Regions from separate parts of the Homo sapiens genome. Here region 2 is linked to region 1. Evidence: chromatin loops called from intact Hi-C (ENCODE). Cell type or tissue: Caco-2. All regions are shown on one strand. Links, peaks and the distances in the headings refer to the core of each region. The heading gives the core; the rest is flanking DNA.

Region 1 (5,386 bases), core at 269-5,268:
AGGCTGGTCTTGACATCTTGTGCTCAAGCAATTCCCTTGCCTTGTCCTCTCAAAGTCCTTTTGGAATTCCTTCCTAATTAAGCATCTGGAATTACAGGCACGAGCCACTGTGCCCAGCTTTAAACAATCAAAGGGTATTAGCACAGGGCTTAGACAAGAAGACTTTAGGTATTTCAAATTACAAAGCCTCCCTTTTAGGAGCCATGACATCAATGAGAATGGTCACAGCCTGCTTCTCTCACTCTAAGGTCAGCAGGCAGAAGCCACTATGTATGCAGAGCACTGGCCAGAAGATAGATTCAAACACTGAGAAAATGGAAATACATTTACTTAAAATTGGCCACTTCAAAATTGCCTCCACTTCAATTTTGGTCTTTAAATTGGATTGTAGATTAGGAGAATGTATAAAAGTTGGCTTTTAAGAACATATTCTTGTGCAAAATAATTCATGAGGAGAATTTCTGCTTCCCGCTATGTTACAGTAGTAATGGTTTGGATTCATGGCCTGGCCCAAATTTCATCTCTAATTGTAATCCCCAGTGTTGGAAGTCGGGCCTGGTGGGAGGCAATTTCTAACAGTTTAGCACCATGTCTTTAGTGCTGTCTCATGATAGAGTTCTTAGGAGATCTGGGTGTTTAAAAGCATGTTGCATGCCCCTTCTCTCTCTTCCTCCTGCCCCAGCCATGTAAGGTGCTCACTCTCCTTCCCCTTTACCCTCTGCCATGATTGAAAGTTTCCTGAGGCCTCCCCAGAAGCAGATGCCACCATGCTTCCTGTACAGCTTGCAGAACCATGAGCCCATTAAACCTCTTTTCTTTTTTTCTTTTTGAGATGGAGTTTTGCTCTTGTTGCCCAGGCTGGAGTGCAGTGGCACGATCTTGGCTCACTACAACCTCTGTCTCCTGGGTTCAAGTGATTCTCCTGCCTCAGACTCCCTAGTAGCTGAGATTACAGATGCCCCCCACCCCACCCCACCCCCACCATGTCTGGCTAATTTTTGTATTTTTAGTAGAGACAGGGTTTCATCACGTTGGCCGGGCTGGTCTCGAACTCCTGATCTTAGGTGATCCACCCGCCTCAGCCTCCCAAATAAACCTCTTTTCTTTATAAATTACCTAGTCTCAGGTATTTCTTTATAGCAGTGTGAGAATGGCCCAATACAAGTAGCTTGCTGTACACAAAACCGCTAGAAATGCTGGATTTAATAAAAAATCTGTGTGAAGGCATTAGAGAGCTATTGAAGCAATTAGGACGCAAGAGGTCAAGATCTAAGACAGAAATGAACCATAAAGTGGTGTTCAGGTCTCCAGAAAGCCACACTTCCCCTCAGGGCATTTGTTGATGCTTAGTCTAGGGTGAGAGACTGGGAATCATGGCAAAGGATTTGAGCAGGCACTTCACAAAAGTGGGTATTCAAATGGATAATAAACATTTGACAAGATGCTACAATCACTGGCATCAGGAAAATTCAACTTAAAACCACAGAAGATGCCACTACAAACCCCTAGAATGGATAAAATTTAAAAACTAATGGTAACACCAAAGGCTATCAAGGATCTGGAACAACAGGAATTCTCATACAATGTTAATGGGAGGCTAAGTCATAGAATCTGTGTGAAAGCTGCTTGGCAGTATCTACTATAACTAAACATATTACCAGCCTGGCCAACATGGTGAAACCCCGTCTCTACTAAAAATACCAAAACTAGCCAGGTGTGGTGGTGAGTGCCTGTAGTCCCAGCTACTCGGGAGGCTGAGGCACGAGAATCACTTGAGCCAGGGAGGTGGAGGTTGCAGTGAGCTGAGATTGTGTCACTGCATTCCAGCCTGGGTGACAGAAGGACTCTTTAAAAAAAAAAAAAAAATAGGCTGGGCGCGGTGGCTCATGCCTGTAATCCCAGAACTTTGGGAGGCTGAGGCAGGCAGATCACATGAGGTGGAGCTCAAGACCAGTCTGGCCAACATGGTGAAACCCTGCCTGTACTAAAAATACAAAAATTAGCCAGGCATGGTGGTGGTTGCCTGTGATCCCAGCTGTGCAGGAGGCTGAGACAGGAGAATCGTTTGAACCCAGGAGGCAGAAGTTGCAGTGAGCCTAGATTGCACCACTGTATTCCAGCCTGGGTGACAGAGCAAGACTCAATCCCAAAAATGAAATAAAATAAAAAATAAAACTAAGCATATGCACAACCTGTGGTCCAGCAATTGCACCTATAGGTATATATGCAAGAGAAATGTCTACACATGTCCAACAAAAGACATGTACTGTATAAGAATGCTCCCAACAGCATTACTTGTTAAAGCCCCACGCTAGAAACAAGTCAAATATCCATCAGCAAGACAATGGATAAATAGGTTTTGGTATAGTCACACAATGGAATTCTAACAGTGAAAAAGAATAAGCTAGTGCTATGGGCAATAGCATGAATGAGAGTTGAGCCAAAGCAAAGCTAAACAAAACCAACCCGGGCAACATGGTGAGAGCCTGTCTCTCAAAAAAACAAAAACAAAACTTGGCCGGGTGTGATGGCCTGTGCCTGTGTTTCCGGCTACTCTGGTGGCTGAGGCGGGAGGCTTACTTCAGCCTGCAAGGTGGAGGTTGCAGTGAGCCAAGATCGTGCCACTGCAAGATCTGGCTGGGCAACAGAGCGAGACCCTGTCTCAAAAAGAAAGAAGTACTGTGATATAATTCCATTTCATATATAAAGTTCAAAAAGAGGAAATGCTAAGGAGATAGAGGCTAGAATCATGACGACCTTTGTAATGGGTAGTAAGGACTGGGAAGGGCCAGGAGGAAGGCCGCTGCAACTCCCTGAATGCTCTGTTATCTTCATGTGGGTGGTAATTACATGGGTTGGTTCACTTTGTAAAAATTCAGAGTGTACCATTATGATATGTGCACTAGTTCATTAGTTACCATGGCAAACTGCAGATGCCCACTGAAGGACTGAAAGACATGCCATCCCCAAAAATGCTAGATTGGTGCACTGATTACTTCTAGTTGAAAACATTGGAGAAACTGCGGTTCCAGAAAGGGTGAGCTGACCTCCTCTTCCTGCAGGCAGCAAGCCATCAAGATTCCTCTGGGAGGGGAACCCTCAGCATTTCGGGGCGAGAAAATAGCCCTTATCACCAGAGACTGGGAACGGGGCTGCAAAGGAGCTGAATAAATATACTCAACAAAGGAACCCTTATCTTCCACTATAGGTAAAGTAACCCTTATCTCCCCCCATATATCTTCTGGTGATGCCCTCTAGTGAAAGGAAAATAAAAACGCGGGACCCCAGTTCACGCTGCCAAAAGGAATAAAGTAAGCTGAAAGCTGAGTCATGCAAGACGTTGCCTTCCCTTTTGTTCCTAAACAGACAGCTACAAATAAAAGGTTAAATATCTCCACAGGGAGCAACTCTATGTTCATCTTATCTTCTGTGAAGTTCCAACTTACTGAGTGCGAGAGGAATACAGCCATTCACTCTTCCCCTACCTGCTCCTTTTCTCTTGCAATGTGTGCGTTACCACACCCCTCCCTCTTTCCCCTCCTTGACTTTTCCGCTTTACTTTTTTTTTTTTTTTTTTGAGATGGAGTCTTGCTCTGTCACCCAGGTTGAAGTGCAGTGGTGCTATCTCGGCTTACTGCATCCTCTGCCTCCTGGGTCCAAGCAATTCTCCCTTCCTCAGCCTCCCAAGTAGCTGAGATTACAGGAGCCCACCACCATGCCTGGCTAAGTTTTAAATTTTTAGTAGAGATGGGGTTTCTCTATGTTGGTCAAACTCCTGACCTCAAGTGATCCGCCTGCCTCAGCCTCCCAAAGTGCTGGATTACAGGCGGGAGCCACCGTGCCTGGCATCCCCTTTAAATATTGAAGCCCTCAAATTCATCTTTGGAGAAGGGCACAGACCACAGACTGTTTCTGTGATTCTGTTTGTTTGTTTGTTTGTTTTCTTCTGGGCATGTCCTTAAGCCTTGGCAAAAGAAACTTCTAAGCTGATTGAGACCTGTCACAGAGACTTTCCGGTTTACACTCCCCTAGAAACTTTACTGCCCCTAGCCAGATTCCCTTTGTTCTGTCATTTTTTTTTCAAATTTATTATTTGTTTAAAAAGTATAGAAGCATCTTGCCTCGGCCACTTCTTTAGACTTGACTCTTGTGAAGATCCCCATGTAGATGTAAAACTGATAAAAATGTGCATACTTTCCTCTTGTTAATCTCCCTGGTGTCAACTTGGTTTCTAGATCCAGCCTAAAGGGATATGGAGGTAATCCCTAATCCAGCCTAAACAGGTATGGAGGTAATCTCTGATCCAGCCTAATGGGATATGGAGGTAATCTCTGATCCAGCCTAAAGGGGTATGGAGGTAATATCTGATCCAGCCTAAAGGGGTATGGAGGTAATCTCCGGCTCTCCCACCATGGCTAATCTTAGTTATACAATAGCTATTCCTTCTCTTAGTTATACAATAGCATAGCCATGTTGCATGACTCTTGGGCATTATTTTTATAGATTCAAGGGGAAAGGTGCCTCATGGAGGAGTTATGCAAAGTGGTGGCCCTGAATGTAACTCCCTAGTTTTAGCTGTGCATATGGTTGTTCAGATAGACACTACATTTGTCAGCTTTCCTTGTAGCTCAGTGTCATTATGTAACTAATTTCTGGCCAATGGGATGGAAGCATAAATCTGAATGTGCATTTCCCCGGCTCTTCCCTCACTTCATATGGACTGGAAAATGGTGAGGCGGAAAAGCTAACATGGAACCAAAGATGGAAACCACATATCGAAAATGGCAGAGCCATTCTACTAGGTCTAGCTACCTGTGGCTGGACCAGTGCGTGAGAGAGAAATAAGCTTGTAGCTTGTTTGAACCACTGATTTAAGAGTCTCTTTGCTACAGCAATTTAGATGGTACCCTCACTAACGCAGTTGTTAAAGCATGCCATTGGGCTGGGTGCAGTGGCTCACACCTGGAATCCCAGCACTTTGGGAGGCCAAGGCGGGCGGATCACGAGGTCAGGAGATCAAGATCACCCTGGCCAACACGGTGAAACCCCATCTCTACTAAAATACAAAAAAAAAAAAAAAAATTAGCCGGGGGTGGTGTCATGCGCCTGTAGTCCCAGCTACTTGGGAGGCTGAGGCAGGGGAATCACCTGAACCCGGGAGGCAGAGGTTTCAGTGAGCCGAGATTGCACCACTGCACTCCAGCCTGGCAACAGAAGAAGACTTTGTCTAACAAAAAAAAAAGAAAAGAAAAAGAAAAAAGCATGGCATTGAAGGTAGTTAGGGGCGAAAAACTTTGTACTTTTAATACTATTTAATTGTTGTGTTGTCAGTCAGCCACCATACAACCTAGGGAAAACCCAGAAAATAGCATTTATAGGAGAAATT
Region 2 (5,386 bases), core at 131-5,130, 140 kb after region 1:
GCCCAAGTGAGGCCTGGTCATGTCCTCAAAGTAAGCCTCAGAAGTCCTCATCAGCTTTGCAGCCAAAGCAAAGACTACCATTGGTATGATCTTCACATACCTATTCAGCTTGTTTTGGATGTCTCATGACATAGAGCAGTGGCCACGAATGCACAGATTTCAACAGCAATGCAGTGTCAGTAACTGTCATCCTAGTTTAAAATGAACCATATCTTATCCACACATGACCAGCCTATTCCATGTTGGGAGGGCCGTGTGGTTCATGGAAGCTTACCAATAACAAGTTTGTTTTTAACCAGATTTTCTATTCCATGGGTGCCTCTGGTGGCCATGAAGGGTTTCCCTTGATCTCTTATATCAGCAAGAATGGTACAAATGTAAAACTGATGAATGTATGCAATCAGGTATCAATTACTCAGCCACAGTACTCTCTACTTTTGGACCAGTTTGGGGTCCAGGCCAGAGAGCTGATGGACGTTGAGATTCTCTCCCCTGCCGAGTGTCTTGTGTGCTGTTTTGGAGACAGCTCTGACGTGAGCATGTTTAATCTCCTCTGGATCCCATCAGCAATTTCTATGACTCTTTTAGCCACTGTTTCCAGGACAGAATTACCTACTGGACTATGTCCTGACAAATTATTGTGTTTCAATCTACTTATCTACTTAAATCTCAAGAGAAACAGACACATCTGGTCTGTTCTGGTTGATTTGCTTAGAAGTATGTTAGGTTTGCTGCAAACGGTGTTGTTAACATAGCTGATCCACTAGCGTAATATAGTTAACATTGCCTTAAATCAGTTGGCTCATGATGATATCCAGCCAGTTGCAATTGCGCAGCAAATGTGGTCAGATGCCCAAGGGAAGCCTGGAAGATGATGTAAGTCTTCTTTCTTCTTTTGAGACTCACAGCTGCACCATGATCACTGGTTTTCCTGGTTGTGTTCTTGGAAGAACCTATCAGTTTGCTCAAGACATGGGACTAGCATGTCTATTATACGGATTGCTACCCAATGTCCTTGGAAACTAGTAAAACCCTACTGAAATATTTTGAATTCTCCCGAAAGAGCACTACCCAGTGTTTACATATTGTGAAATCAACACTTAATAGGACTGGGCTTTTGAAATATATTTGAGTCATTGTCAGTGGGATCAACTCCATAAAAAGAAGACCAGTCTTTTTAAAAAAACCTATACAAAATATAGTCTTATTTCCTGAGAATTACAGCTAAAGAGATTTGGATTAAACATAAGCTCTAACTTCAACTAGTACAGTAAATTCAGGACTTTCTTACATTTACTGAACAAAAAAAAGTTACTAAATAAATGCCACAGAAATTATGTACACCTAACTTTGAGTCAAGCCAACATCTACTTGTATTTGTTTAAGCAAAGCTCATAAGAACACTTTAGCTGTAAGACATGTGGATACTTCTCACTTGTTCAGTTAACTATGATATTAATAAAAATGATAAGGCTTTTTATAAACTAAAGTTGTATTTACCAATGAAGTTCAACATGTAAATGCTGAAATGATTGATATTTGTTATGCTTTTATTTACTTTTTATCCCATTTATTTATACTCTCAATCTTTCTCTACTTTTTAAGAGTATTTTGGGCTTTCTTTCAAATATTTGGTTATATTTTATTATTTGCTTATTCATAGAACCCTCAAGGACTCTTGCCTTTTGCTGCTTACCTTTATCATTTTCTTTGCATTTTTTCCTCCCTGTAAGTCAGTCTTCAGAAGTTAGTGTTTAGTATACAGGTGGTTATAATAATTGCCATGCTTTTTTCTTTCTATTGAATCTGCCCTATAGAATTCCATTGTTTCTTTAAAATTCATAAAACTTGCAAATTTGTCATAAGGCTGGTACTATGGAGAAAATGTAGTATCCAGCTTAGTTGTGCATAGATCAGATTATTTGAAAGATGGTGGTTACTTATCACTGATGTTTTCACAGTAATGTGTGAGCATTCCTGTTTGCCTCTACAAACTCTGACTTGTTTATTGTTATATAACACTTAGGGAATCAGCAAAGTGCCTTTTTTCCCCTAGTCCTTAAGTCAGATAATGAGCAAAAAAGGCAGACTTCGTATCCGTAGAATAATCAAAGGAGCTTTATATGCCAAACTGAAATGTTTGGTACCAAAGCCTAGTTAAAAAATTATTCCTGGTTTCACCCATGAATGTGGGGAAAAGAAAGAGAGATCAGACTGTTACTGTGTCTATGTAGAAAGAAGTAGACATAAGAGACTCCATTTTGTTCTGTATAAGGAAAATTCTTCTGCCTTGAGATGCTGTTAATCTGTAACCCTATCCTCAACCCTATGCTCACAGAGACATGTGCTTTGTTGACTCAAGATTTAATGGATTTAGGGCTACTCAGGATGTGCTTTGTTAAACAAGTGCTTGAAGGCAGTATGCTTGTTAAAAGTCATCACCACTCTCTAATCTCAAGTACCCAATACGCTGTGGAAGGCCGCAGGGACCTCTGCCTAGGAAAGCGAGGTACTGTCCAAGGTTTCTCCCCATGTGATAGCCTGAGATATGGCCTCATGGGAAGGGAAAGACCTGACCATCCCCCAGCCCGACACCCGTAAAGTGTCTGTGCTGAGGAGGATTAGTAAAAGAGGAAGGCCTCTTTGCAGTTGAGATAAGAGGAAGGCATCTGTCTCCTGCTCGTCCCTGGGCAATGGGATGTCTTGGTGTAAAACCCAATTGTATGTTTCATCTACTGAGATAGGAGAAAACCGCCTTAAGGCTGGAGGTGAGACATGCTGGCGGCAATACTGCTCTTTAATGCACCGAGATGTTTATGTATGTGCACATCAAAGCACAGCACCTTTTTCTTAACCTTCTTTATGACACAGAGACATTTGTTCACATGTTTTCCTGCTGACCCTCTACCCGCTATTACCCTATCATCCTGCCACATCCCCCTCTCTGAGATGGTAGAGATAATGATCAATAAATACTGAGGGAAATCAGAGACTTGTGCCAGCGCAGGTCCTCTGTATGCTGAGCGCTGGTCCCCTGGGCCCACTTTTCTTTCTCTGTACTTTGTCTCTGTGTCTCTTTCTTTTCTCAGTCTCTTGTCCCACCCGATGAGAAACACCCACAAGTGTGGAGGGGCAGGCCACTCCTTCAATGAATAAGCAAGATCTCAACACTGTGCAGTAACTCTGGACTGAACACTACAGACATATAAGAGAGGGCTTGCGTCCTGGATGTGGCTGTGAAATAAAGGCTTGAGATGGAGCTGGAGGGTTGATAAGAAGTCAGTCTCTGATCTGTGATGCTGTGATTCTTAAGCCCGCTGCAGATGATGCTGTTGGCTCTGTGTGTGGCTTATTTTCAGCCACATTCAGTGGCAATGTGCCTGCCAGTCATGTTTGACATCAACTAGCACACTCAAGCCATGAATACTGAAGTCACTAAAAAACTACACATGTTTTGAAACATCAAAGATAGGAATATAGGATGTACCTGAAGTAGTCTAGGGCATTTTCATTCAAAAGACATAATTATTGTCTTGAAACTGGCTATTTAAATTCTTACATTTAAATATTTCTTAGTGGTTTTAATGCAATGCCTCCTATTCATGTATTTAATCTTATAAAAGCCAGTTTGCCATCAAGCGGTTTCTGATTAAATATATTTCAATATTTCTAGCCTTTTAGTAATGAGAGGCATTTATTAGGGTTATAAACAGTAAATTATCTGTTGAAACATCAGGAATGCTAAGTTGTACATGTTATGCATGTAAGTGAGCTCAACCCCTATATGTAAGAATTAAAGATACTCAAGGAATATATAATTTTTTTCTGAGACTTGTCATTCTTTCAAGCACACTTTAGGAATTGACTGGTATCTCAATCAGCTTGGGCTGAATTTCTTGCAGTTCTGGAGGCTAGAAAGTTCAAGATCAAGGTTTTGGCTGATTTGGTTTATGGTGAGAGCTCTCTTCCTGGCTTGCTGGTGGCTGCCTTCTTACTATGTCCCCACAGGGACTTTTCTCAGATGCATGAATCCTTGGAAGGGGAGGAAAGAGAGGAAGCTTTCAGGTGTCTCTTCTTCTAAGGACACTAATTCTATCAGATCAGAGCCCCACCCTTTTGACCTCATTTTACTTTAATTACCTCCTTAAAGTCCCTGTCTCCAAATATAGTCATACTAGGGGTTAGGGATTCAACATATACATTTTGGTGGACAAGAGGTGATAGATATTTAGTTAATAACACTTGGTAAACCACAGTTTCGCCTACAGAAGGCAAATTACCCTATAGACTGTTGTATGGAACTTTCACGTATGGTTGGGAACATTGACTTATGAGATAGTGTCATACTTGATGTTTGAATGATGACAGAGACATACCACAAATTTATAAGAAGTTGCTTTTGTTTTTTAGCCATTTACACCAAATGCGATAATATCAATGCCATTCTTTCACTGTGCGTGAGCTCATCAACTTTAAAGACAGTGCTATATCATTTCCTCTCATCACACTCCTAATAACCATTTGTTCAACAGTTAGCATGTGCCAGGAATTGCCTACAAGTTTTATCTTCCTTATTTTAACCTGTATGATAACTGTGTTTGGTAGGTAGTATTTTGCCCTCTTTATGGTGGCCTAGAGAAGTCAATGATTTGGCAAACTCATGGTGCTTTTTCTGATAGAGGCCTGATTTGAACCCTGTTTGGCCATCTCAAAGTCTATGCCCTTTTCTTCGTCTCATAGGGAAGTATTATGTGTCTGGGGATGTAATGGAACAAAAGGAGGTACTGCATTGAGATACTCCTACTTTGGGATTCTGGGCTGTATAGCCTTGTTCCTATTAACTGGTCAGGAGAGCCATAAGACTGCTCTATTTAACAGATGCCCAACACTGTTATTCTAGAGAAATTTTAAAAATAAATTTTTTAAATTTTTCAAGGAGTCATCTTGAGAATTGTAGCCTGTGTACAACTTCAATGATAGCATCATGGTAATGAAGGTCAGGCTGTGTTTCTGCAGAGCAATCTGGAGCTTAGTTTGAATGCCTTCATAGCCATGTTCACATTGACCTGAGAGTAAAATTTTGATGCTTTATTTTTCACTTGAGTAGCCCAGGTTAATGGCTTCTTAATAATTATAGTCAGTTTTTTTTTTGGTATCTGGTGGTACCTCAGGGCTACAATGCTGTAGCATGGACATTCACATCAGGATTTACCAACAATTATATGTTGAATAGAAAGTATCAAATGAACAACATAAAAGCAAAAGGTCAGCAGGTGCCAGAACAAATGCTGGGTATTGAGCATGGATGTGGACTTCTGACATGATTTAAGGCAGCTTTAAGGAAGTAGCAAGATAAAAATAAATTAGAGAAGGATGAATAGAGTTC

Evidence for each region. Hi-C counts contacts between places; a loop is a spot of excess contacts. Peaks named below come from ENCODE experiments on the same cell type or tissue, not always from the same donor. Only the 100,000 strongest peaks of a DNase experiment are listed, where the experiment ranks them.
Region 2: it touches region 1 in a loop (4-fold over the local background); 1 of 110 quality-filtered maps calls a loop at or near these places.

Annotation. Positions count from the first base shown.
Region 1 is chr10:26,514,735-26,520,120 of GRCh38, reverse strand. All of the region lies in intron 8 of APBB1IP (amyloid beta precursor protein binding family B member 1 interacting protein), which reads right to left. Among named protein-coding and RNA genes, the nearest start is that of LINC03028, 62 kb to the left of the region's middle. In Caco-2, for the core only: no CTCF peak of the experiment used is centred there; a DNase peak (open chromatin) is centred at 3,270; H3K4me3 peaks cover 385 bases.
Region 2 is chr10:26,374,647-26,380,032 of GRCh38, reverse strand. No RefSeq gene overlaps it. Among named protein-coding and RNA genes, the nearest start is that of APBB1IP, 61 kb to the left of the region's middle. In Caco-2, for the core only: no CTCF peak of the experiment used is centred there; a DNase peak (open chromatin) is centred at 2,512.